2 separate regions of the Homo sapiens genome follow, and region 2 is linked to region 1. The links are chromatin loops, found by intact Hi-C in ENCODE. Cell type or tissue: heart left ventricle. All regions are shown on one strand. Links, peaks and the distances in the headings refer to the core of each region. The heading gives the core; the rest is flanking DNA. Region 1 holds the start of RNU5D-1 (RNA, U5D small nuclear 1). Region 2 holds the start of BEST4 (bestrophin 4).

Evidence for each region. Hi-C counts contacts between places; a loop is a spot of excess contacts. Peaks named below come from ENCODE experiments on the same cell type or tissue, not always from the same donor. Only the 100,000 strongest peaks of a DNase experiment are listed, where the experiment ranks them.
Region 2: it touches region 1 in a loop (7-fold over the local background); 57 of 110 quality-filtered maps call a loop at or near these places.

Annotation. Positions count from the first base shown.
Region 1 is chr1:44,723,128-44,734,723 of GRCh38, reverse strand. It overlaps RNU5D-1 (RNA, U5D small nuclear 1), which reads left to right and starts at 3,554; the gene lies at 3,554-3,655. ARMH1 (armadillo like helical domain containing 1) reads right to left here. Exons shown (of 12, transcript NM_001145636.2): 7 at 10,480-10,602; 8 at 10,332-10,404; 9 at 10,056-10,185; 10 at 9,885-9,962; 11 at 9,507-9,588; 12 at 9,133-9,433. The coding sequence ends at 9,321. LOC105378690 (a long non-coding RNA gene) reads left to right here and starts at 10,605. Exons shown (of 5, transcript XR_007066059.1): 1 at 10,605-10,689. RefSeq lists an enhancer at 1-66 and silencers at 1,153-1,447, 5,335-5,384, 10,993-11,287. In heart left ventricle, for the core only: CTCF peaks have their summits at 3,259 (motif pointing left) and 5,276 (motif pointing left); a DNase peak (open chromatin) is centred at 3,273; H3K4me3 peaks cover 903 bases; H3K27ac peaks cover 1,152 bases.
Region 2 is chr1:44,776,802-44,788,397 of GRCh38, reverse strand. It overlaps BEST4 (bestrophin 4), which reads left to right and starts at 228. Exons shown (of 9, transcript NM_153274.3): 1 at 228-844; 2 at 932-1,026; 3 at 1,702-1,935; 4 at 2,170-2,324; 5 at 2,722-2,799; 6 at 3,093-3,290; 7 at 3,413-3,493; 8 at 3,615-3,769; 9 at 3,915-4,813. The coding sequence starts at 693. The coding sequence ends at 4,188. It overlaps RPS8 (ribosomal protein S8), which reads right to left. Exons shown (of 6, transcript NM_001012.2): 4 at 10,609-10,784; 5 at 10,269-10,398; 6 at 9,619-9,822. The coding sequence ends at 9,713. It overlaps SNORD38A (small nucleolar RNA, C/D box 38A), which reads right to left and starts at 10,556; the gene lies at 10,486-10,556. It overlaps SNORD38B (small nucleolar RNA, C/D box 38B), which reads right to left and starts at 10,008; the gene lies at 9,940-10,008. It also overlaps the pseudogene RPS15AP11. RefSeq lists enhancers at 1,000-1,685, 1,687-1,776, 1,686-2,371, 7,997-8,497, 8,498-8,998 and 1 more and silencers at 1,897-2,026, 3,876-4,225. In heart left ventricle, for the core only: a CTCF peak has its summit at 2,127; DNase peaks (open chromatin) are centred at 2,077, 3,681 and 4,025; H3K4me3 peaks cover 1,773 bases; H3K27ac peaks cover 1,010 bases.

The DNA.
Region 1 (11,596 bases), core at 2,864-7,863:
CTCCGCCTCCAGATTCAAGCAATTCTCCTGCCTCAGCCTCCCAAAATGCTGGGATTTTTGTTTTTGTTTTTGTTTTTTTGAGCTGGAGTGCAGTGTCATGATCTTGGCTCACTGCAACCTCTGCCTCCCGGGTTCAAGCGATTCTCCTGCCTCAGAATCCTGAGTAACTGGGACTATAGGTGCCCACCACCACACCTGGCTAATTTTTGTATTTTCAGTAGAGACGGGGTTTTGCCATGTTGGCCAGGCCTGTCTCAAAATCCTGTCCTCAGGTGATCTGCCTGCCTCAGCCTCCCAAAATACTGGGATTACAGACTTGAGCCACCACATCTGGTCAGAAACTGATATTAGAGGAAGCAGAATTAATAGATCTGATAGTTTGAAATAAGCATAATGGGCTAGGCGTGGTAGCTCATGCCTGTAATCCCAGCACTTTGGAAGGCTGAGGCGGGCAGATCACTTGATCTGGCCAACATGGTAAAATCCCATCTCTATTAAAAATACAAAAATTAGCCGGGTGTGGTGGCGGGCGCCTGTAATCCCAGCTACTCAGGAGGGAGGCTGAGGCAGGAGAATTGCTTGAACCCGGGAGGCAGAGATTGAAGTGAGCCAAGACTGCACCACTGCACTCCAGTCTGAGCAACAAGAGCCAAACCCCATCTCAAAAAAAGAAAAAAGAAATAAGCATAATGAACATCTTCAAAAGATAAGGAAGGATATTGTTAAGGCAGGAAGAAGCAACTGAAAATACCAGGCTTGAAAAATTTAATAGTTGAAATCCATACATGAATTGAATAGCAGAATGGTTACAGCCAAAATGAAATGAGGAGCAACAGGATCAAGGGTGAGGATTCACCCAAAAGACATCAGGAAGGGATAAAGAAAATAGGGTAGAAAACAAATGAACCAACTGTTTGTGACATACACTGTTGATGGTTAATTCAGCAGGTATTCTCAACCCCCTTCTTCCTAAATCATTTCCACATTAGAGACTGAAAAAGCTTTATAGTTACTATACTTCCTTTCCCAGACTCCCATGCAATTAGAGCTGGCCATGGGACACAGTTCTGGCCAATGAGATGTAAGCAGGAGAGTTCTGGGGGCTTGTGGGCAAGACTTGTTGTTTTTCTGTTAAAAGGGAATGACAGAAAATGCTTTCCTGGTGTCATCCCTTTTTTCTTGGCTTGGACATGGGATGTTCTTTCTGGAGTTGTGACAGCTGCCTTGTGGTCATGAGGCAGGAGACAGTAATTTGGTTAAAAGCCAACATGCTCAGGACAGCCAAGTACAGCAGGAAGAGCCTAAGAGGGTTCTTGATGGTTCAGTAGTTGAACCAATGCTAGCGACTACCTACTTCCATATATATACATTTTTAATTTCTATCTCCATATGTCATTTTTTTTTTTTTTTTTGAGACAGAGTCTCGCTCTGTCGCCCAGGCTGGAGTGCAGTGGTGAGACCTCAGCTCACTGCAACCTCTGCCTCCCGGGTTCAAGCAATTCTCCCAAGTAGCTGGGATTACAGGCGTGTGCCACCATGCCCAGGTAATTTTTTATATTTTTAGTAGAGATGGGGTTTCACCATGTTAGCCAGGATGGTCTTGATCTCCTGACCTCCTGATCCACCTGTCTCCATACTTCTTGTTGTGTGAATAAGTTTCTACATTTCTAGAAAAAAAAAGTCAAAAATGTCAAAACTGGCACAAGAAAATTTAGTACATTTTTAGTAAAATTTTTAGTAAATTTTAGAATATTTAGTAAATGTTTTATCATTCCATTTGCTTTAATAGCTAATAAAGGAATGATCAAAAATTTTCTGGCCAGGTGCAGTGGCTCATGCCTGTAACCCCAGCACTTTGGGAGGCCAAGGCAGGAGGATTGCTTGAGGTCAGAAGTTCAAGACCAGCCTGGGCAGCATAGCAAGATGTCATCTCTACAAAAAATTTAAAAATTAGCCAGCTGTGGTAGTATGCTTCTGTAGTCCTAGCTACTTGGGAGGCTGAGGCAGGAGGACTGCTTGATCCCAGGAGTTCAAGACTTCAGTGGCCCTCGATTGCACCACTGCACTCCAGCCTGGGACACAGAGCAAGACACTGTCTCAAAAAAAAAAAAAAAAAAAAATGCCAGGCGCAGTGGCTCACGCCTGTAATCCCAGCACTCTGAGAGGCCAAGGCGGGCAGATCACGAGGTCAGGAGATTGAGACCATCCTGGCTGACAGAGTGAAACTCCCATCTCTACTAAAAATACAAAAAATTAGCCAGGCGTGGTGGTAGGCGCCTGAGTCCCAGCTACTCAGGAGGCTGAGGCAGGAGAATGGCATGAACCCGGGAGGCGGAGCTTGCAGTGAGCAGAGATCGCGCCACTGGACTCCAGCCTGGGGGACAGAGCGAGACTCTTTAAAAAAAAAAAAAGTGTATGATCGAATGGTAATAAACTGGATGGGTGGGGGGGGTACTTGGCAAAGCCTGTTTGTTCAGATTATTCTTGGCCTCTGTGTGACATTCATTCCCTGTGGGCATAAGGCAGGACACTGGTCACACGAAGGTCTTCATGGGAGAAGAGAAGGAAAAGGTCAAAAATAACTTCCTGCTTATATAGTTTTCTCAGTTTCTTTGATGGCTTAAAATACTCAGTATGCCAAGGTGCCATATGTTGGGGTATCATGTTCTAAGCCCTGACACCTCTGTAACAACTCAGAATTTCTTCTCCGGGCTTCCTTCAGGTAAGGTGAAAATAAACTTCTTGCTTGTTCAAGCTACTCTTTTTGGAGTCTTTGTTACATACTGTGGAAGGCAGAGGGATGATACAAAATTCAGTATTTGCTATGATGTGGTTTTCTTTTCTTTTCTTTTGAGGTGGAGTCTCCTGTTGCCCAGGCTGGAGTGCAGTGGTGCAGTCTCGGCTCATTGCAGCCTCCGCCTCCTGGGTTCAAGCAATTCTCCTGTCTCAGCCTCCCAAGTAGCTGTGACTACATGCGAACGCCACAACGCCCAGCTAATTTTTGTATTTTTAGTAGAGACGGGGTTTCACCATGTTGGCCAGGATGGTCTCGATCTCCTGACCTCGTGATCCGCCCGCCTCGGCCTCCCAAAGTGCTGGGATTACAGGCGTGAGCCACCGCGCCAGGCCTATGAATACAATTATTTTAAAGCTTTTAATTTTTTTTTTTTTTACTTTAAGTGCCAATTATAAAATAAAGTCACTGTCTAGTTGGACCAGGCATCTACAGTTCTGTAAATCTGGCTTCCGCTCTGCCCCCTGGTGGTGGCCTAACGCCTAGAAAAAGTAACGAACTATTTAAGGTATTTCTGGAAACCGAGGGGGTGGTGACTCAGCGTCATTTACATACCCACAATGCACTGCACACAGACCACGTCCTACTTTAAAAGGAGATTCTCCCTTTTTTCCCCCTCTTTTCCTTTACCATAATAACGAAGCTCCTTTCACACAATCGTCTGAGACAAAAACAGAAGTCACTCTTTTGGGTTAATAGTAACCATTGCTAATCTAGTAGTGACCGTCCCCCGAGGACTGTGTGCAACCATTCCAACACATGCTCTGGTTTCTCTTCAAATCGTATAAATCTTTCGCCTTTTACTAAAGATTTCCGTGGAGAGAAACCGTTTTGAGTTTCAAGCAAATTTTTTGAAGCCCTATGTTGGTGGGGTTCATCAACGGTGTTTAAAAATCAGATAGAAAGTTGTGTGTTTGTTGCGAGGTGTGAGACAACATTTTGTTTGAACATTTATTTTGGGCTGTTGTAATGGTGTGAGTGTGCGTTTTTTATTTTTTTGGAAGTGGGGTTTTAGACTAGACTGTAGTGAGCAATCTTTGCCTGCCGGCTTCAAGGGATTTTCCTGCTTCAGTCTCTCAAGTAGCTGGGGCTACAGGTGGCAACACCATTCCCTGTTAGTTTTTGTATTTTAATAGAGATGGGGATTTCCCACATTGGCCAGGCTGATCTGCCCGCCTTGGCCTCCCAAAGTGCTGGGATTACAAGCATGAGCCACCGTGCGAAAATTTGGTTTTGTTTTGTGGTTTTGTTTTGTTTTGTTTTTAATTAATTTATTCTAGAAACGGTCTCACTGTGTCACTCAGTCTGGAGTGCAGTGGCACGATTATAGCTCACTGCGGCCTTAAACTCCTGGCCTCAAGTGATCCACCCACCTCAACCTCCCGTGAGCCACCGCTTCCCGCTTGGCCAGTTTAGTTTTTAAAGGGTTTTTTTTTTTTTTAAATTATGATCACTTTAGCCCAGTGGTTCCTAGATTTTTGGATTTCCCAATTATTAAAATTTCCGAAAAAGTTCTGGGGTACTATTTTTTTACCATTATACAAAAGAAAACATTTCAAGACTAAAAACTAAAACCAAACAATGACCAAAAATAAAAAGAAAAAAAAGACTAAAAACTAAAAATGACTTGATCTCTCAGCCTGACGCGGTGGACGCGGTGGCTCACACCTGTAATCCCAGCACTTTGGGAGGCCAAGGCGGGTGGATCACTTGAGGTTAGGAGTTCAAGACTAGCCTGGCCAACATGATGATATCCCGTCTTTACTAAAAACACAAAAATTAGCTGGGCGTGGGCATGGCGGCAGGCGCCTGTAATCCCAGCTACTTGGGAGGCTGAGGCAGAGAATCGCTTGAACCCAGGAGGCGGAGGTTGCAGTGAGCCGAGATTGCGCCACTGCACTCCAGCCTGGGAGACAGAGTGAGACTCCGTCCCCAAAAATAAAATAAAATAAATAAAATAAAATAAAATAAAATAAAATAAAAAAATAAGGCCAGGCGTGGTGGCTCACGCCTGTAATCCCAGCACTTTGGGAGGCCGATGCGGGTGGATCACAAGGTCAGGAGTTCAAGACCAGCCTGGCCAACATGGTGAAACCCCATCTCTACTAAAAATACAAAAATTAGCCGGGCGTGGTAGCGCATGCCTGTAATCCCAGCTACTTGGGAGGCTGAGGCAGGAGAATCTCTTGAACCCGGGAGGCGGAGGTTGCAGTGAGCCGAGACTGCGTCACTGCACTCCAGCCTGGCAAAAGAGCGAGACTCCGTCTCAAAAATAAATAAATAAATAAATAAATAAATAAAATCAGCAAAAATAAAATAGGAAATCCATTTAGCTTTAAAGAAAACATAACAACAAAACATAAATATATTTTGTTAACTTTTCTCTCCTTTGTAGGTACAAAAAGAGGAAAGCTGAGGCTCAAAATAAGTGGGGAAAGCAGAACTGCCTTAGACCAACAATGTCAGGGCTGGTGATGCCCTCTTGTGGCATCCTGGAGAATTACTGCCATCTGACTTCATTTCCTCCGACTTGGAGGGACTATTCCCTCACAATACCTCAGTCACTGATTCATGCATGCCAGGTATTGTCCTAACAGTATCCCTGTCCTCGTGGAGTTTACAGTCAGATGGAGGACATACTATTAATAAACATAATAAGGTAATGCTATGGAAAAAAATAGCAGAGTAAGGTGGGAGGGGAGGTGGTGAGTATAGAGAATGGTAGTGTGCATTGCAATTTTAAAAAGAGTAGGCCTTCTTGTAGAGTTGAAGGGAGATGGGGGAGTGAGCCCTGTGGATATATGGGATGAAGTTCTAGGCAGAGTGAACAGTCAGTACAATAGCGTTGAGACAAGAGCTTGTTTGCCAATTTCTTTTTTTCTTTTTCTTTTTTTGAGACGGCGTCTTGCTCTGTCGCCCAGGCTGGATGGAGTGCAGTGGCGCGATCTCGGCTCACTGCAAGCTCCGCCTCCCGGGTTCACGCCATTCTCCTACCTCAGCCTCCTGAGTAGCTGGGACTACAGGTGCCCGCCACCACGCCCGGCTAAGTTTTTGTATTTTTAGTAGAGATGGGGTTTCACTGTGTTAGCCAGGATGGTCTCCATCTCTTGACCTCGTGATCTGCCCACCTTGGCCTCCCAAAGTTCTGGGATTACAGGCGTGAGCTACCGCGCCCGGCCTCTTTGCCAATTAAAAAAAAAAAAAAAAAAAAAAGAACCAGCAAGGGAGTCCAGTGTGTCTGGAGCAGAGTGAAGGACAGACAGAGGCAGAAGAGTTTAGAGAGGTGATGGGAAACCTGAGCACCTAGGGTCTTCATTCAGCGAAATGGGGAGCCCTCCAAGGTTTGAGCCCAGTGATAGAATCTGAAGCTTAAAAGGATAACCCTGGCTGTCGTATTAAAAAGAGAACAGGTATTGACTGGGCACAGTGGTTCACGCCTGTGATCCCAGTACTTTGGGAGGCTGAAGTGAGTGGATAATTTGAGGTCAGGAGTTTGAGACCAGCTTGGCCAACATGGTGAACTCCTGTTTCTACTAAAAATACAAAAATTGGCTAGGCGTGGTGGCAGAAGCCTGTAATCCTAGCTACTCGGGAGGCTGAGGCAGGAGAATTGCTTGAGCCCAGGAGGTGGTGGGTGCCAGTGAGCCTAGATCACACCACTGCACTCCAGCCTGGGTGACAGAGTGACATTTCATCTCAAAAAAAAAGAAACTAAAAGAAAAGAGAACAGGAAGAGGGAGAAAAGCAGAATAACGTTGAAGAGAGATGATAGTGGCTCAGCCCAGAGTATTAACAATAGAGGTAGTGAGATATGGTTGGATTCTGGATGTATTTGGAAGATAGAGCCAACAGACATAATAGATATGGGTGCTAAAGACGGACATTAAAAAGCACTCCACTATTTTGTTTTGTTTTATAGGAAGGATGAGTTGCCATGAGTTGAATTGGGGAAAGTGGCACGGGATTAGGAGTTCAGTTTTAGACACGATGAGGTGGAAATGTTTAGCTGGAAATAGAAATGTAGGAGTCATTGGCCTATAATGATATTTAAAGTTCTGAGACAGGATGAAATCAGCAGGGTGTAAAAGCAGATAGAAGAGAGACTCCAGACCAGGAGCCCTGCCTCACTCCAACTTGAATGAGACTGGATTGAAGAGGAGAAATCTTCAAAAGAAAAAACAACACCATGCACACTCAGGCCAGGCACAGTGGCTCATGCCTACAATCCCAGCACTTTGGGAGGCCAAGGCAGGAGGATCACTTGAGCCCAGGAGTTGGAGACCAGCCTGGACAACATAGTGAGACCTCATCTCTACAAAAAAAGAAAAAAATATTAGCTGAATGTGGTCGTGGTGCACATCTGTAGTCCCAGCTACTCCGGAGGCTGAGGCATGAGAATTGCTTGAGCCTGGGAAGCAGAGGTTGCAGTGAGTCGAGATTGCACCCCTGCACTCCAGCCTGAGCAACAGAGACCCTGTCTAAAAAAAAAAAAAAAAAAAAAAGCTGGGTGTGGTGGCTCACGCCTGTAATCCCAGCACTTTGGGAGGCTGAGGCGGGCAGATCATGAGGTCAGGAGTTCGAGACCAGCCTGGCTAAGATGGTGAAACCCCATCTCTACTAAAAATACAAAAGTTAGCTGGGTTTGGTAGTGCATGCCTGTAGCCCCAGCTACTCAGGAGGCTGAGGTTGCAGTGAGCCGAGATTGTGCCACTGCATTCCAGCCTGGTGACACAGCGAGACTCCGTCTCAAAAAAAAAAAAAAAAAAAAAAAAAGACTATGCACACTCCAGCCCCTCCTGGAAGAACCTACCTTTTTCCAGAAATCCTCAACCCAGTCTCCACCTACCTGCCCTAAGTTCCCTTGAGACTCCCTTTTTACCAGGCCCCTCCCCCTGGGAGAAGGTGCTTTGAGCATGAGCTCCCCTTCCTCCATTCCTATGATGTAAGGTTTTCTTCTTGGTCACTTTGCAAGCTGGGGACCTCTGGCCAGCAATGCCCTGCCAGGTCTCACTCGCCAGGCTACCTGCTGCAGGAGATGGCCTTTACTTGCTGCAGGAGACGACCCACCCGCTCAGTCCAGTTGGCGGAGTCTAGCTTATGCACTGGTTCCCGAGTTCTCGTCCCACGAGCCCAAGAAGAATGAGGATGCACTGGCAATTGAAGAGTGAGCAAGGTGGGGTTTTACTGAGTGATAAAACAGCTTTCGGTGGCTGTGGGGGGTGGTCCCCCTACCTGAAAGTGGGAAAGTCCCCCTAATATGGCTGAGTCCAGGGCTTCTATGGGCTCAGAATGGGGGAAGGGCAGGCCATAGGTAGTATTGGAAAAGGCAACATTCAATTGGTTAAAAGGCATTATTCAGAAAGAATCAATCAGGAAAGGGCAGGCAAACAGAAACAGAAGTTCTCACTCTGGGTTGTGGGTTTCATCCAGGACCAGCAGTCGGTCTTTCAGCCTTCAGGCTGTTTTTGGTTTGAAGGTGGGGTTCACTGGGGACCCACCCCTATCTGCCTAGGCATTTGGCTGCCTCCTGTTGCTATCTCCTAGATCAATGAATAAAGCTTCTGCTCTGCTTTATGGAACCTGGCCTTGTTCTATTGGTGCAAATGGTTCCAGGCAAGGAAAGGACCCATTAGGATCAAACGACCCCCTTTAATGTCTGTAACAACCGGAGAAAAACCAGGTAGGTAGGGTGTTCTGGAGGAAAGGGTGCATAGGCCATCAGGGAGTGGAGGTGAGGCCCTCTATTCAGGCTATGCCCTTGAACCTTCTAGGGTGTTGGTGGCCCTTCCCTCTGGATCTGCTTTTTTTTTTTTTTTTTTTTTTTGAGAATGAGTCTCACTCTGTCGCCCAGGAGGCTGGAGTGCAGTAGTGTGATCTTGGCTCACTGCAGCCTCTACCTCCCGGGTTGAAGTGATTCTCCTGCCTCAGCCTCCCAAGTAGCTGGGATTACAAGTGTGTGCCACCACACCCGGCTAATTTTTTATTTTTTATTTATTTTTTAGTAGAGACGGAGTTTGACCCTGTTGGCCAGGCTGGTCTCGAACTCCTGACCTCAGGCGATCCGCCCACCTCAGCCTCCCAAACTGCCAGGATTACAGGCGTGAGCCACCGTGCCCGGCCTGTTTTTGTGATGGGGTCTTGCTTTGTTGTCCATGATGGCTTCCAACTCTTGGGCTCAAGAGATCTTCTTCCTTCAGCCTGCAGAGTAGCTAGGATTACAGGTGCAAGCCACCGTCCTAAACTTGGACCTGCTTTTTAACTTGAGGAGCACAGGCACCACAATCTAGCATCATAGCTCTCACTTGACCTCCCTTCCCCCTCCACACACACAAAGAACAGACAGGTATCAAGGCTGTTTATTGACTCTTCGCAGCCAGCGGCTCTTCCTCTGCCCCTCTGGGATGCCTAATCCCCGTCTCCCCCCTGGAGCCAAGTGGAGTGGCTCTGAGCTTGACCCCAGGCGCCTTCCTCTTGCCAGGCTTCCCTGCCCCGCAGCCTTGGCCTTCCTGGTTTGCCACAGGGGCTGTTACTCCTTTGATTCTACATCCTCCTCGAAGTGTGTGAGGTAGGCCATCTGAGCCGAATCGCGCGAGCCATAGAGAGTGTTCATGCTGTAGGAGCTGCCATGGAGGCACAGGGCTGCAGGCAGGAAAGGCGGGCGTGAGGCTGTGCTGGCGGCGCCTGCGCCCGGCTTCCCTCGTCCCACACTCACCTTTGGTAACATTGACTGTGTTGGCCGCCAAGATGTCCGCCTGAATGCTGTCTATTTTCATGTACAAGTCCTCAGCGTTGCTCTGAGGACAGGAGCAAGGGGGACCCGGCTGGGGTGCCAGGGCAGTCTGGACTTGGAGTTGGGCTTGGCAGAGGGATGTTGCAGGTGGGGGGCGGGTCGGCAGCCTGACCGAAAGGGCAGGAAAGGGAACAGGAAGGTGGCGGGTGGAGGAGCCTACGCCAGAGCAGTCCCTCCTGCAGCTGGTGGCCAGGTCCACTCTGCATGTGGCGCGCTCCAGGATGGGGACTGTCTGAAGGGGCATCACACTGTCCGAGCCGCCATCTGCTCATTGCGGCGGGGCAGGAAGGGCGCACTTACCAGGAAGAGCTGGTAGAGTTCCTCCCCCATGCACTTGCGCACGTGCTCCGCCACCAAGGGGAACATCTGCACGAAGCACTGCGCCGCGCGGGCGAGGCGGCGTGACTGCGGGGGCGACGGGGCTGCGGGTGCCGCCGCCCTTCCCGCCCCCTAACCAGCCGCCGCGCGCACCTCCAGCGTGAGGCTGGCCAGCCGCTGGCTGTTGCTGTGGTCCGTGTTGCCCATGGCGGCCATTAGGCCACGCACCACGCGCAGGTACAGCAGCTCCTCGGCGATGCTCATGTCGTTGCGCGCCAGGACCCTGGGCCGGGGGTTCGGGCTGGGGCGACGCCCTGGGGCTCACCCGGCGCACACCCCCGCCCACCCGGCGCACGGAGCGCTCCCGGGGCCCGCCGGCAGCGCCAAGCCAGGCTTGCTGCAGCTACCCACTAACCCCTGCCCGCTTACCCGATGGCCTTGGCGGCCGCGGCCTGCTGCAAAAACATCGGCAGGCTGGGGGTGAGCTGGAGAACCGAGGGGTCTGAGGAGGGGGCAGCCGTGAGGCAAGAGACCGCCCTCCCGTGGCCCAGGCAGCCCCATTTGAGCAGGTCCTTACCACTGAGGATCTTGGCCTGCAGTTTGGAGATCTCCTTGACCGACGGTATCAGCAGCGCCACGAGGCCCTTGAGCAGCGCCTGGCGCACATCGTAACCGACCAGGTCTTTGATCAACTCGATGGCTGCGGAAGGGCAGAGGTGCTGGAGAGAGGCCCCAGGCCCCTCCGCCACCGAGGAAGCAAAGAACCCCGTGAACCAAGTCGCCACTCGTCAGTGTCCTCCTCTTTTACTGATCAGCACTGTGCAGGGCGTGGGGGAGCTGGGAAGGCGAACCTCAGTTGAAGAGCAGGAGGAGGGGGCTGAAGGGGGAGGAGGAAGGGTTGGATGGTGAGCCCACCTGTCGAGGCGGCCTAGGATGTCAGCGCTGGAGGCTGAGACCCCAGAGAGGGGGGCCTTCGCCTTGGAGGAATCCAGGTTTCATGGAGGAGGGAAGGGCTGGGTCTTTACGGGAAGACAAGATGGAGAAAGACAAGGGGTGAGAGGGAGACAGAGAAAGTGGGTGGGAGACTTGTGGCAGGAAATGAGAAAGGGGAAGGAAGGTAGGCGGCAGTTTAGAGAAACTCTCCTTCTAACCATCATCGAGCCCTCTCCACCAGGCAGGGTGCCAGGCTTTCCATACAGCACCCGTGGAAGCTCACCAGAACCAGATGAGGTTCACTTCCCCATTTTACCTTTGCCGAAATTAGACACAGAGAGGTAAACCACTTTGCCTAAGTTACACAGCTAGGAAGTGATGGAAGCAGAAGGAGGGGAGGATTTGGTTAGGAAGGAGAAGGGGACTAGAATTTATGGAGGGCATTTCCTGCAGGGCTTTCCTGTAGATATTTTACAGGCAGTCATTCATTCAGTCCAGCATTCACTCAGTCTTTCGGCACGGCTGCATGTGAACGCCTATGGTGCCAGGCGCGGCATTGGGTGTTGAGGATACAGACTGAATTCATTCATTCGACCAACCCTCCTTAAGCGTGCACAAACAGGCAGCGATGATATGGTGACAGGTGCTGTGGAAGGAGTCAGTGATTGGGCTGTGGGAGCACAAGAGAAAATCGGCAAGGATTGAATGTTTTTGTAAAGAAGAGAAAGGAACCACAGAGCTAGAGGGGGCAGGAGGAGAAG
Region 2 (11,596 bases), core at 1-5,000, 57 kb before region 1:
CTGGCTTGAAGGACATGGTGTCGTCTGTGTGAGCTGTGGGGTCAGTATAGCTGGCATTTCTGCCACTCGAAGGCCAGCCCAACCCTACAGGGGTAAGGAGACACACCCAGTTCCCAGCACCAGGGGAAGCTGGATGACAGCTTCAATCCATCAATGATAGGCCTCAGTCCAGCCTAACTTTATGGACTGCAGAGGTACTTAAGTCTGTGGGGGTTGAAGTCTAGCCCAGTTCATCTTCCACACGGGCTGCTGCCCAGAGCAGGTAGGCAGGTATGGGATGGGGGTGAGAGTGCCCTGGGCCCTGGTAGTTCTAGTTAATCAGCTTCCAAAGCAAGGCCCCAAGGAATAGCAGTGGATTTGGGCTGGAGCTGCGTCTCTTGTCCGCAGCAGTTCAGGATCTGGTTATCCCTAGCCCTGCAGGCTGAAGAGGAGCTTGAGGAAACCTCATGCATGAAGGGACACAGATCTCAGTTCTACCTTGTCCAACTCTAGCCTGGCTTTGCCCATGTACTGCTCAGTTCTGCAGGGGGTGGGGTGTACTTTTCTGCTCTGCAGGCTCCTACCCCCTTGTCCACTGACGCAGGGTGAAGGCTGGGGTGTGTGAGACCAGAGTGGAAGGGAGGTTGTCTGGAGAACTAAACGACAGCCCTGGGGGCAACTCTTGTGACCTCCTGCCCCAGGCTCCCAGCACCATGACGGTTTCATACACTCTCAAAGTGGCGGAGGCCCGCTTCGGAGGTTTCTCTGGCCTGCTTCTCCGCTGGAGGGGAAGCATCTACAAGCTCCTCTACAAGGAATTCCTCCTCTTTGGGGCCTTGTACGCTGTGCTTAGCATCACCTACCGGTAAGGGCAGGGTCTTAGAGCTGGCGCAAGTGGGGAGACTGGGCCACCCACCTCCCTCTAACCCAAGCCTACACCTGCCTTCCCCAGGCTGCTGCTGACCCAGGAGCAGAGGTACGTGTATGCTCAGGTGGCCCGGTACTGCAACCGCTCAGCAGACCTCATTCCCTTGTCCTTTGTATTGGGTAAGGCTCCCTTCTAGTTTTCCCTGTGTCCCCCTTACTGTGTTCCCTGACCTCTGGGTTGGGTTGACAGCTCCGAGGGTCAGAATTACCCAACAGATGGTGTGGTGACACACCTGCAGTCTCAGCTACTCGAGAGGCTGAGGTGAGAGGATCGCTTGAGCCCAGGAGTTCCAGTCCAGCCTGGGCAATGTAGCGAGACTCTGCTAAAAAAAAAAAAAAAAAAAAAAAGAATTACTCAACACGGTGGCAGAGCCTTCCTGGTCAGCCAGAGCAGGCCCAGCAGGCACAGGAGCTGGGTGCTGGGTCCAGGACTTCCAGAGGGCAGGGCCCTATCACTTGCCGGACCCTCACTTCCAGCAAGGCACAAGACACCTGCTGGCCTCACAAGCCCACCCTGGGCACTGCAGGGGAGCTGGACAGAGGTGACAACCCCTTCCCCACCCTCCTGGGAAGCAGTCTCCTGGCTTTGAATCCCCACTTTCCCTCTGCTGAAGGAAGTTTGCCCTCCTCCCTCCTCCTGGCCTCGCACAGCAGGGCACTGGAGCTGAATGTTTCCTTCCCCCTGCCACGATTCAACTGGCCTGGACCAGGCCCTTTGCTGGGGGAGGTGAGGCGCTCCGACCCCCAGGCTCTCCACTCTCCCTTCCTACTCCCTCTATCACGGCGGCCAAGCAGGTTTCTATGTGACTCTCGTGGTGAACCGCTGGTGGTCCCAGTACACAAGCATCCCGCTGCCAGACCAGCTGATGTGCGTCATCTCGGCTAGCGTGCACGGCGTGGACCAGCGGGGCCGCCTGCTGCGCCGCACCCTCATCCGCTACGCGAACCTGGCGTCCGTGCTGGTGCTGCGCTCGGTCAGCACCCGCGTGCTTAAGCGCTTCCCCACCATGGAGCACGTGGTGGACGCAGGTGCGCCGCCCGCCGGGAGCCTCTGGGGGTCCGGCCCACAGCCGGATGCAGGTGGCGCCTGGGAGAGTCCTGGGAGCAGGGGCCTCCAGGGAAGGGTCTGGACTGCGACAGGAACGCGGAACCGCGAGTCCTGGGACAGCCGGTGGACGCGAGGGAGGGGAGCCAGACGGCGGAACAGCAGCCTCCCCTGGCGGCAGAGGGTGCAACTGCACCCCACCTGCTTTACCCCCTCAGGTTTCATGTCCCAGGAAGAGAGGAAAAAGTTTGAGAGCCTGAAATCCGACTTCAACAAGTACTGGGTCCCCTGCGTCTGGTTCACCAACCTGGCGGCCCAGGCCCGGAGGGACGGGCGAATACGTGACGATATCGCTCTCTGTCTACTTTTGGAAGTGAGTGGGCTCAGGACCAGACCCATCTGCCCTCCTCCCTCTAATTTTAAAGATGAATAATAATTTTAATACCTAACAGTTGTATGGCATCAGCTGTGTACCCCAGCCTTTTGGAAGCCCTGTACCCATGTTAACTCATTCATCCCTTACAGCAACTCTTGACATAGGTACTATCATCCTCCTTGCACAGATGTGGAAACTGAGGCACAGAGTAGAAAAGAAATTTGCCTAAGTTACACAGCTAGTTAGCAGAGCTGGGATTCAAGCACCCCATCTTAATACACCTCTGAGGGCAGAATGAGAAAGAGCCTCCTGGCCAGGCCCAGGCCTAGTTTGTGCTGGGCACCCCTGTTCCTTCCTCACCTCTGCTGACTTCCTGTTCCTGCTGTTCCCCCAGGAGCTGAACAAGTACCGAGCCAAGTGCAGCATGCTATTCCACTATGACTGGATCAGCATCCCCCTCGTCTACACCCAAGTAACTGCCTCTCCCCTCCCGAGTCCCAGTGCCTACTGTATGTCCTGTGCTGTGTGTGAGATGAGAAGAATTAGCGATGGTACTTGCCTGGCCATTTCAGTCCCCTGAGGCACCGGGTTCATCCTAAAAGCCCCCCACCACCCCCAACAAGGTGACCCTGTCCCCACTGGTACTGCCACACCAGGATACATGTTTGATTACTTGTCAGACTTCCCATAGATCCTCAGAGGCAGGGGCAGCATTTCTCCTTGGCCCGCTGCATCCTGCACTGAGCCTGGCTCTTCATTCTCCAGGTGGTGACCATAGCCGTCTACTCTTTCTTTGCCCTCTCCCTGGTTGGCCGCCAGTTTGTGGAGCCAGAGGCAGGGGCTGCCAAACCTCAGAAGCTTCTGAAGCCAGGCCAGGAGCCAGCCCCAGCCCTGGGAGACCCGGACATGTACGTGCCTCTCACCACTCTGCTGCAGTTCTTCTTCTATGCTGGCTGGCTCAAGGTGGGCACTGCAGATGGGCATGCCAGCCTGCTCTGTGGAGATGTGGGCAGAGGGGCTGCCCCGACTTTGGGGAAAAAGAGTGGGGCTCTGAACCCAGAAAACCCTGTCTCTGCCACCTATAGGTGGCTGAACAGATCATCAACCCATTTGGTGAGGATGATGACGACTTTGAGACAAATCAGCTCATAGACCGCAACTTGCAGGTGAGCAAGCATCAGGATCAGGAGTCCAGGGCAGCTCCTGGGCCCCCTCTCCCGGTCAGCTCTCAGCCCGGCCGTGGGAAGGAGAGGAGAGGAGGATCCTTGTAACTTGCTGGTGGCCCAGGTGTCCCTGCTATCCGTGGACGAAATGTACCAGAACCTTCCCCCCGCTGAGAAGGACCAGTACTGGGATGAGGACCAGCCGCAGCCACCCTACACTGTGGCCACGGCGGCCGAGTCTCTGCGGCCCTCATTCCTGGGCTCCACCTTCAACCTGCGGTGAGTGGCTTGCACTGGGCCTGACCCGGCACGCGGGTCCTCGCTCAGCCTCTGGGGCACCGATGCCTCGGTCCTTCCCCGAGAGCCGATCCCGCGTCCCCGCTCCCGCCCTGTGCCCCGGCTCAGCCCGCCCTCCCGCCCGCAGCATGAGCGACGACCCTGAGCAGAGCCTGCAGGTGGAGGCGTCCCCCGGATCTGGTCGGCCCGCGCCCGCCGCGCAGACCCCGTTGCTCGGCCGCTTCCTGGGCGTAGGGGCGCCCTCCCCGGCCATCAGCCTCCGGAACTTCGGCCGCGTGCGAGGCACCCCCCGCCCCCCGCATCTGCTGCGCTTCCGGGCGGAGGAGGGCGGCGACCCCGAGGCCGCAGCCCGCATCGAGGAGGAATCGGCGGAGTCCGGGGACGAGGCCCTGGAGCCCTGAGGTCTCGCCTGCCCCCGCCCGGTTTCCCCCACCCACTGCCCTCCTTCCCTCCCGTGCCCGGTCCTGCCAGCCAGCTCTATTAGAGCAGCTTTTCCTGTGTGCCTTGAAGGCCAGAGCATTTAGGGACAGAACTTGAAAGAGAAGATGGCGAAAAGGGCCTGAGCCAGGGCTGGGAATGTGTCCACTTTGGTGGGAGAGAAGGTCGGTTGCTTGGGGGACGTGAAGCTAGAAAAATAAATGAGCCCAGGCATAGAGGACTAGAGCCCAGGTGCACGGTTAGCTTCACAGCAACAGGGAGCTAGGCCATTGGTTCTCAAACTTAAGGAAGGATCAGCATCACGGAAGGTCTTGTCAAAAGAGTGCTGGGCACCACTCCCAGCATTTCTGGCACGTTAGATTTGGGATGGCGCCCAATAACTTGCATTTCTAACAAGTTCCCAGGTGATGCTGTGCTGCTTGTCCAGGAAACACAATTTGAGAGTCATGTGAAACGTGCTTGAAGGGGTATACCTTACCCTGGTAACCTTACTCAAAAGAAGGGTCAGTGTGTGCTGGGGGACTTTTGCCTTGTTTGTAATGTTAAAGTTTTTGTTTACATTGAGAATATATTCAAGTTTTTGTTTAAGTGTTGTTTAGTTTTTGTTTATATTGAGAATATATTTATTACTTGTGCAGTTATAATTGTTTAAAATTGAATTGGCATGCATGCAGTAGGATGAAGATGAAGGAAGGGTTTGGGAATCTGTCTTGGAGGCTGATTAAAGTCAGATGTGAAGGCAGCCATCCACCACCCACCCTAGACCTAGCATTTGGACTTGTGTGCCAAGCTCTTCTCCACTGCCACCAACCACACAGGGGGAAAAAGTACAGTTTACGGGTAGAAGCCTAGGCCCATCTCCATGGTGGGCCTGCAGCGCTGGGGGCACTCGGCTGATGTAAGTAAAGAGCCTTCTGTGGCTGGGCACAGTGGCTCACGCCTGTAATCCCAGCACTTTGGGAGGCCAAGGTGGGCAGATCCCCAGAGGCCAGGAGTTAAAGACCAGCCTGGCCAACGTGGTGAAACCGCATCTCTACTAAAAATACAAAAATTAGCTGGGTGTGGTGGTGGATGCCTGTAATCCCAGCTTCTTGGGAGGCTGAGGCACAAGAATTGCTTGAATCTGGGAAGCGGAGGTTGCAGTGAGCCAAGATCACTCTACTGCACTCTAGCTCTCGGTTACAGAGCCAGGCTCTGTCTCCAAAAAAAAAAAAAGTCTTCTGGAAACAGTCTGCCACAGAGCACTACATTGGAATTGTGATAAAACTATGCTCCTATACGATTCTTGCTTTTTAAATCCCAGTCTTCACCTAAAGAAATCAGTGAAGGCCAAAACTGAATATTAAGGCCACAGGATAAATGCCAGAACAGAGGAGGAAGACAGAGGGGGGACACTAGAGTGCAGTGAGTAGACTCCAGCCTCTGGCAGGGTCAGTTGACTGGATTCTAATGCTGGCTTTGCTTCTTTCCATCTGTATGTCCATGGGATAGTGAATATTTCTTATTTATTTATTTATTTATTTATTTATTTATTTATTTATTTGAGACGGAATCTTGCACTGTCACCCAGGCTGGAGTGCAATGGCCTGATCTCGGCTCACTGCAACCTCCACCGCCTGGGTTCAAGCAATTCTCCTGCCTCAGCCTCCCGAGTAGCTGGGATTACAGGTGTCCACCACCACGCCCGGCTAATTTTTTGTATTTTTAGTAGAGACCGGGGTGTCACCACGTTGTCCAGGCTGGTCTTTAACTCCTTACCTCAGGTGATCCACCCGCCTCAGCCTCCCAAAGTGCTGGAATTACAGGCGTAAGCCACCGCGTCTAGCCAATAGTGAATATTTCTAAGCCTCAGTTTCCAAATCTATAATGTGGAGACAGTAGCACCCCACAATGATGGCCATTCATTCACGAGGTATTTGAGGTTTTTTTTTTTTTTTCTGCAGCTTTTACAAGCCTTGTTCCATGGTGAGAACGGTCATCTGTGAAGGTGGTAGAAATGGAGAATGGATGGATTTCAAGACTTTAGAGAAAGAACCCACTGGTTTTATGGACAGATCTTGGCTCACTGCAACCTCCACCTCCCCAGGTTCAAGAGATTCTCATGCCTCAGCCTCTCAAGTAGCTGGGATTACAGGCACATGCCACCACACCCTGCTAATTTTTTGTATGTTTAGTAGAGATGGGGTTTCACCATGTTGGCCAGGCTGGTTTTTGAACTCCTGACCTCAAGTGATCCACCTGCCTCGGCCTCCCAAAGTGCTGGGATTACAGGCGTAAGCCACAATGCCTGGCCAAACTTCAAATTTAATAAAGTCTCAAGACTTTTTTCCCAATTAATCTTGCATATATTTGAGTACCCAGTATATGTCCATACACTTTTCCAGGTGCCAGAGACACAGCAGGAAACAAATATCCTTGTTTCCCTGGAGTACCATTCCAAAGGGAAAAGAGCAAACTTTGTCAGATTAAGGAATAAAGAGAAAAAACAGGCGAAGTGTAAGACAGTTCAGAGGGGCGACTGCAACTTAGAATATTGTGATCCGGCAAGAATTCACTAGGATGGCATAGCAAAGACCTGGAGGGAATGAACCATGTGGGGTTTTTTTTGTAGAAACAGGGTCTCACTTTGTTGCCCAGGTTGGTCTCAATCTCCCAGCCTCAAGCAATCCTCCTGCCTTGGCCTCTGCCTCCCAAAGTGCTGGGATTACAGGCATGAGCCACCATGCCCAGTGTCCAGCCCCAAGTGGATATTTGAAGGAGCGTGCCTAACAAAGGGAATAGCATGTGTACATGTATGTTCAGTAAACTAGGATGGTTGTGTGGTTGATGGAGGGAGTCACTATAGAAGGAGCTAGGTCACATCAAGTCATAATACTTGGTAAGGATTTTCATTGATGAGATAGGAAGCTGTTGCATTAAAAATATAATCTTGGTGGGGTGCAGTACCTCACATGTGTAATCCCAACACTTTGGAAGGCCAAGGCAGGAGCATTGCTTGAGGCCAGGAGCTCAGGATTAGCCTGGGCAACAAGAAACCCCATCTCTACAAAAAAATAAAATGATTATTCTGGGCCCTGCACCACAGCTGTAGTCCCAGCTACTCAGTAGATTGAGGCTGCAGTGAACAATGATCGATCCGCTGCACTCCAGCCTAGTGTGAGATCCTGACTCTTGAAACTGAGGAACATGGCAGGTGGGGGCAGACAAGAGCTCAGTTTTGAAAATGCTGGCCTTTGGGAGCCCTATTAAAATATCCAAGCACAAAGCTGGGCGAGTGGCTCATGTCTATAATCCCAGCACTTTGGTAGGCCAAGGCGGGTGGATCACTTGAGGACAGGAGTTGGAGACCACCCTAGCCAACAGTGAAACCCTCTCTACTAAAAATACAAAAAGTGGCCCATAACTCCGTGCGCTCTCCCCTCCCGTCCTCTTTCCGCCATCTTTCCACGCCGTCACAATGGTGCGCATGAATGCCCTGGCAGATGCTCTCAAGAGCATCAACAATGCCGAAAAGAGAGGCAAACGCCAGGTGCTTCTTAGGCCATGCTCCAAAGTCATCGTCCAGTTTCTCACTGTGATGATGAAGCATGGTTACATTGGCGAATTTGAAATCACTGATGATCACAGAGCTGGGAAAATTGTTGTGAACCTCACAGGCAGGCTAAACAAGTGTGGAGCGATCAGCCCCAGATTTGATGTGCAACTCAAAGATCTGGAAAAATGGCAGAATAATCTGCTTCCATCCCGCCAGTTTGATTTCATTGTACTGACAACCTCAGCTGGCATCATGGACCATGAAGCAAGACGAAAACACACAGGAGGGAAAATCCAGGGATTCTTTTTCTAGGGATGTAATACATATATTTACAAATAAAATGCCTCAAGGACAAAAAAAAAAAGTGAGCTGGGCATGGCAGTGCACACCTAGTAATTCCAGCCGCTCAGGAGGCTGAGGCATGAGAATTGCTTGAACCCAGGAGGCGGAGGTTGCAGTGTGCTGAGATTGCACACCACTGTAATCCAGTCTAGGCAACGGAGTGACTATCTAAAAAAACCCAAAAAGCAGGCCGGGTGCGGTGGCTCACACCTGTAATCCCAGCACTTCGGAAGGCCGAGGTGGGCAGATCACGTGAGGATGGGAGTTCGAGACCAGCCTGACCAACATGGAGAAACCCCGTTTCTACTACAAATACATTATCTGGGCATGATGGTGCACGCCTGTAATCCCAGCTACTTGGGAGGCTGAGGCAGGACAATCGCTTGAACCTGGGAGGTGGAGGTTGTGGTGAGCCAAGATCCCGCCATTGCACTCCAGCCTGGGCAACAGAGCCAGACTCTGTCTCGAAAAACAAAAAACCCAAGTGCAAAGCTGGGTGTGGTGGCTTATGCCTGAAACCTAGCGCTTTGGGAGGCAAAGGTGGTAAGATTGCTTGAGCCCAAGATTTCAAGACCTGGGCAATGAAGTGAGACCCTGTCTCTACCAAAAAAAATAATTTAAAAAAATGGGTATAGGCCAGGCATGGTGGCTCACGCCCGTAATCCCAGCACTTTGGGAGGCCAAGGCAGGCAGATCATCTGAGGTCAGGAGTTCAACACCAGCCTGACCAACAGGGAAAAACCCTGTCTCTACTAAAAATACAAAATTAGCTAGGTGTGGTGGCGCATGCCTGTAACCCCAGCTGCTCGGGAGGCTGAGGCAAGAGAATCCCTTGAACCCAGGAGGCAGAGGTTGCGGTGAGGCGAGATCACGCCATTGCACTCCAGCCTGGGCAACAAGAGCAAAACTTTGTCTCAAAAACAAAACAAAAAGGGGTGTAGTGCCTATTGTCTCAGCTACTTGGCAGGCTGAGGCAGTATTACTTGAGCCCCGATGTAAAGGCTGCAGTGAACCATGATCATGCCACTGCACTCCAGCCTGGGTGACAGAGACTGTCTCAAAAAAAGAAAAAAAAAAAAAATCCAAGTGCAGATGTCAGGCAGGTCAGGACTAAAGATAAGTGTTTGACAGGGCAAGTTTAAGTCAAAGAAGTGACCCTTGGAGACCAAGCAAGGCAGAAATCACTGTTAATCTTACAATGGGTACAAGATCCTTAAAATTTTTTATAAGCAATATAGCCTGAGATTCTAATCATGACTCAGCCAGCACAATATTACTGAACCCCAAGGTTGGGATACCCCCTCATAGCCTCTGCCACATCCCTATCCCCACCAAAATGTGGTGAGAAATGTTCCCACTATAGACATAGCCCACATAATAAATCTGGCCTTCAGGGACATGGAGTTGAGAACAGGGACTTTACAGTGTGGTGAGCCTGGCTCAGGACAGTAGGAGGCAGAGGTTAAGGCAAGGGGTTGCAGCCACCCACCCAGATCAGTTTTGCAGGGCAAGGAAATAAAGCAGAGAAAACAGTCATATATTCAGGCAACATAAATGTGGGAACAAAACAATAAACACCTTTATTACATGGGTGAAGACAAAACAAGGATTTATTTGCCTTTGCGGGCCTTGATTTTCCTAAGATAGAACTCCAACTCTTTGCCCTCTAGCACATAGCCATCTGCTCGGCCACACTGTCCCGGCCTTGAAGCGATGCACGCTGCAAGAGAGTAGGTGATCCTTAGCACAACGACAAGGTGGCCCTACCCAAACCTCTCCACCCGCTTAAGAATCTCTGTGGGTTCAGGTACCCTGGGGGCAAGCATGAAGCCAGCTGTCTCCTCAGACACACTTTATCTTCACTTACTGTCAGTAGCAGAACTGGACAAAGTTTTCATCACTGAGACAGCCCCCTCAGCCTGGGCAGAGACTTCCCCAAATACAAAGACTCCAAGCACGGGCCTATGCAGACTCTTCTACCCAATGCTTCCCATTTCAGCTTCATACGAATAGGGTGACCAAACGTTCCCCTTTGTGCTCGCAGCCTGTTATCAGTGAACCCTTTAGACTGCATGGCTGGCAGTCAAAGGAACTGAGACAAGGGAAAAGTGCCTCGGCACACTCAATCTCTGCGACTCCCCACCTCCAACACAACAGCCTTCTCACCAAGAAGCTTGCCCTGCTGGAACTGCTCCTCCAGGAGACTGCTGATTTTGGCATTCTTTTTCCTTTCATCATATTTCTTCTGAATTTTTTTAGATCGTTTTTTGTTTAAAATCTCTTCTTCCTCAGGAGTCTGAAAAGGGGATACAAATATATGAGCTCAGGGAAGGAAGGCAGGCCCTGGGAGCTTTCTCGAACCCTGCACACCCCAGTGCTGGCCTTCCTCAGCCTAAAAGGCTCTCATCTCTCTCCCTTCAGTAGCAGAACTGGACAGAGTTTTCATCACGAGAAGGCTGGAGTCAGGCTGCCCTCCCCACAACCCCTACAGGGAAGTAACACGCACCAGCTTGGCTCCCTTCTTGCGGCCCAGGGGCAGCGCATAGTGGGACTCGTACCACTGTCGGTACGGTGTGCTGTCGATGAGCACGATGCAATTCTTCACCAGGGTCTTGGTACGAACCAGCTCGTTATTAGATGCATTGTAGACAACATCGATGATCCTTGTTTTACGAGTACAACCTGCTCACAGGAGAAATTTGGCATCAAGTAAACTGGAGGACAAATGGCCCTGGCACACTCCTCCAGGTTCTTCAGCCCCATGAGGCCTTAAGGAGAAATAAGGGAACTCTCAGCCTTTACAAGCCATGGGGCATCAGTTCGTCTTCCACAACCCCCTAACCCACGTTTCTAGTTATGTTTGGCAACCCGCAGTCTTTACCAGCCCCAATCTCTCAGGCTGCAGAGTTCAGAAAGATCAGAGCAGGTCGGGCACGGTGACTCACGCCCGTAACCCCAGCACTTTGGGAGGTCAAGGCGGGTGGATCACTTAAAGCCAAGAATTTGAGACCAGCCTGGCCAACATGGTGAAACCCCGTCTCTACTAAAAATACAGAAGCAGCCGGGTGTGATGGCACACGCCTGTAATCCCAGCTTCTTGGGAGGCTGAGGCAGGAGAATCACTTCAACCCAGGAGGCGGAGGCTGCAGTGAACCAAGATCACGCCACTGGCACTCCAGCCTGAGCAACAGAGACCCAATCTCAAAAAAAGAGATTGGAGCAGGACAGCCTGGGTGGAGAGAACTCCCCAGCTACCTTAAGATCTTTCAGCAAGGAGAAACTTCAAATGCCTTGGTCTAAGCCACAGACTACTTGCTAAAAGCACTTGAATCTTTTTTTTTACTGAGAGTCTCGCTCTGTTGCCCAGGCTGGACTCGAACTCCTGACCTCAGGTGATCCGCCCGCCTCGGCCTCCCAACGTGCTGGGCTTATAGGCGTGAGCCACCGCGCCAGGCCCACTTGGTGAATCTTAAGACCGTTTAGGTGCGTTTTCC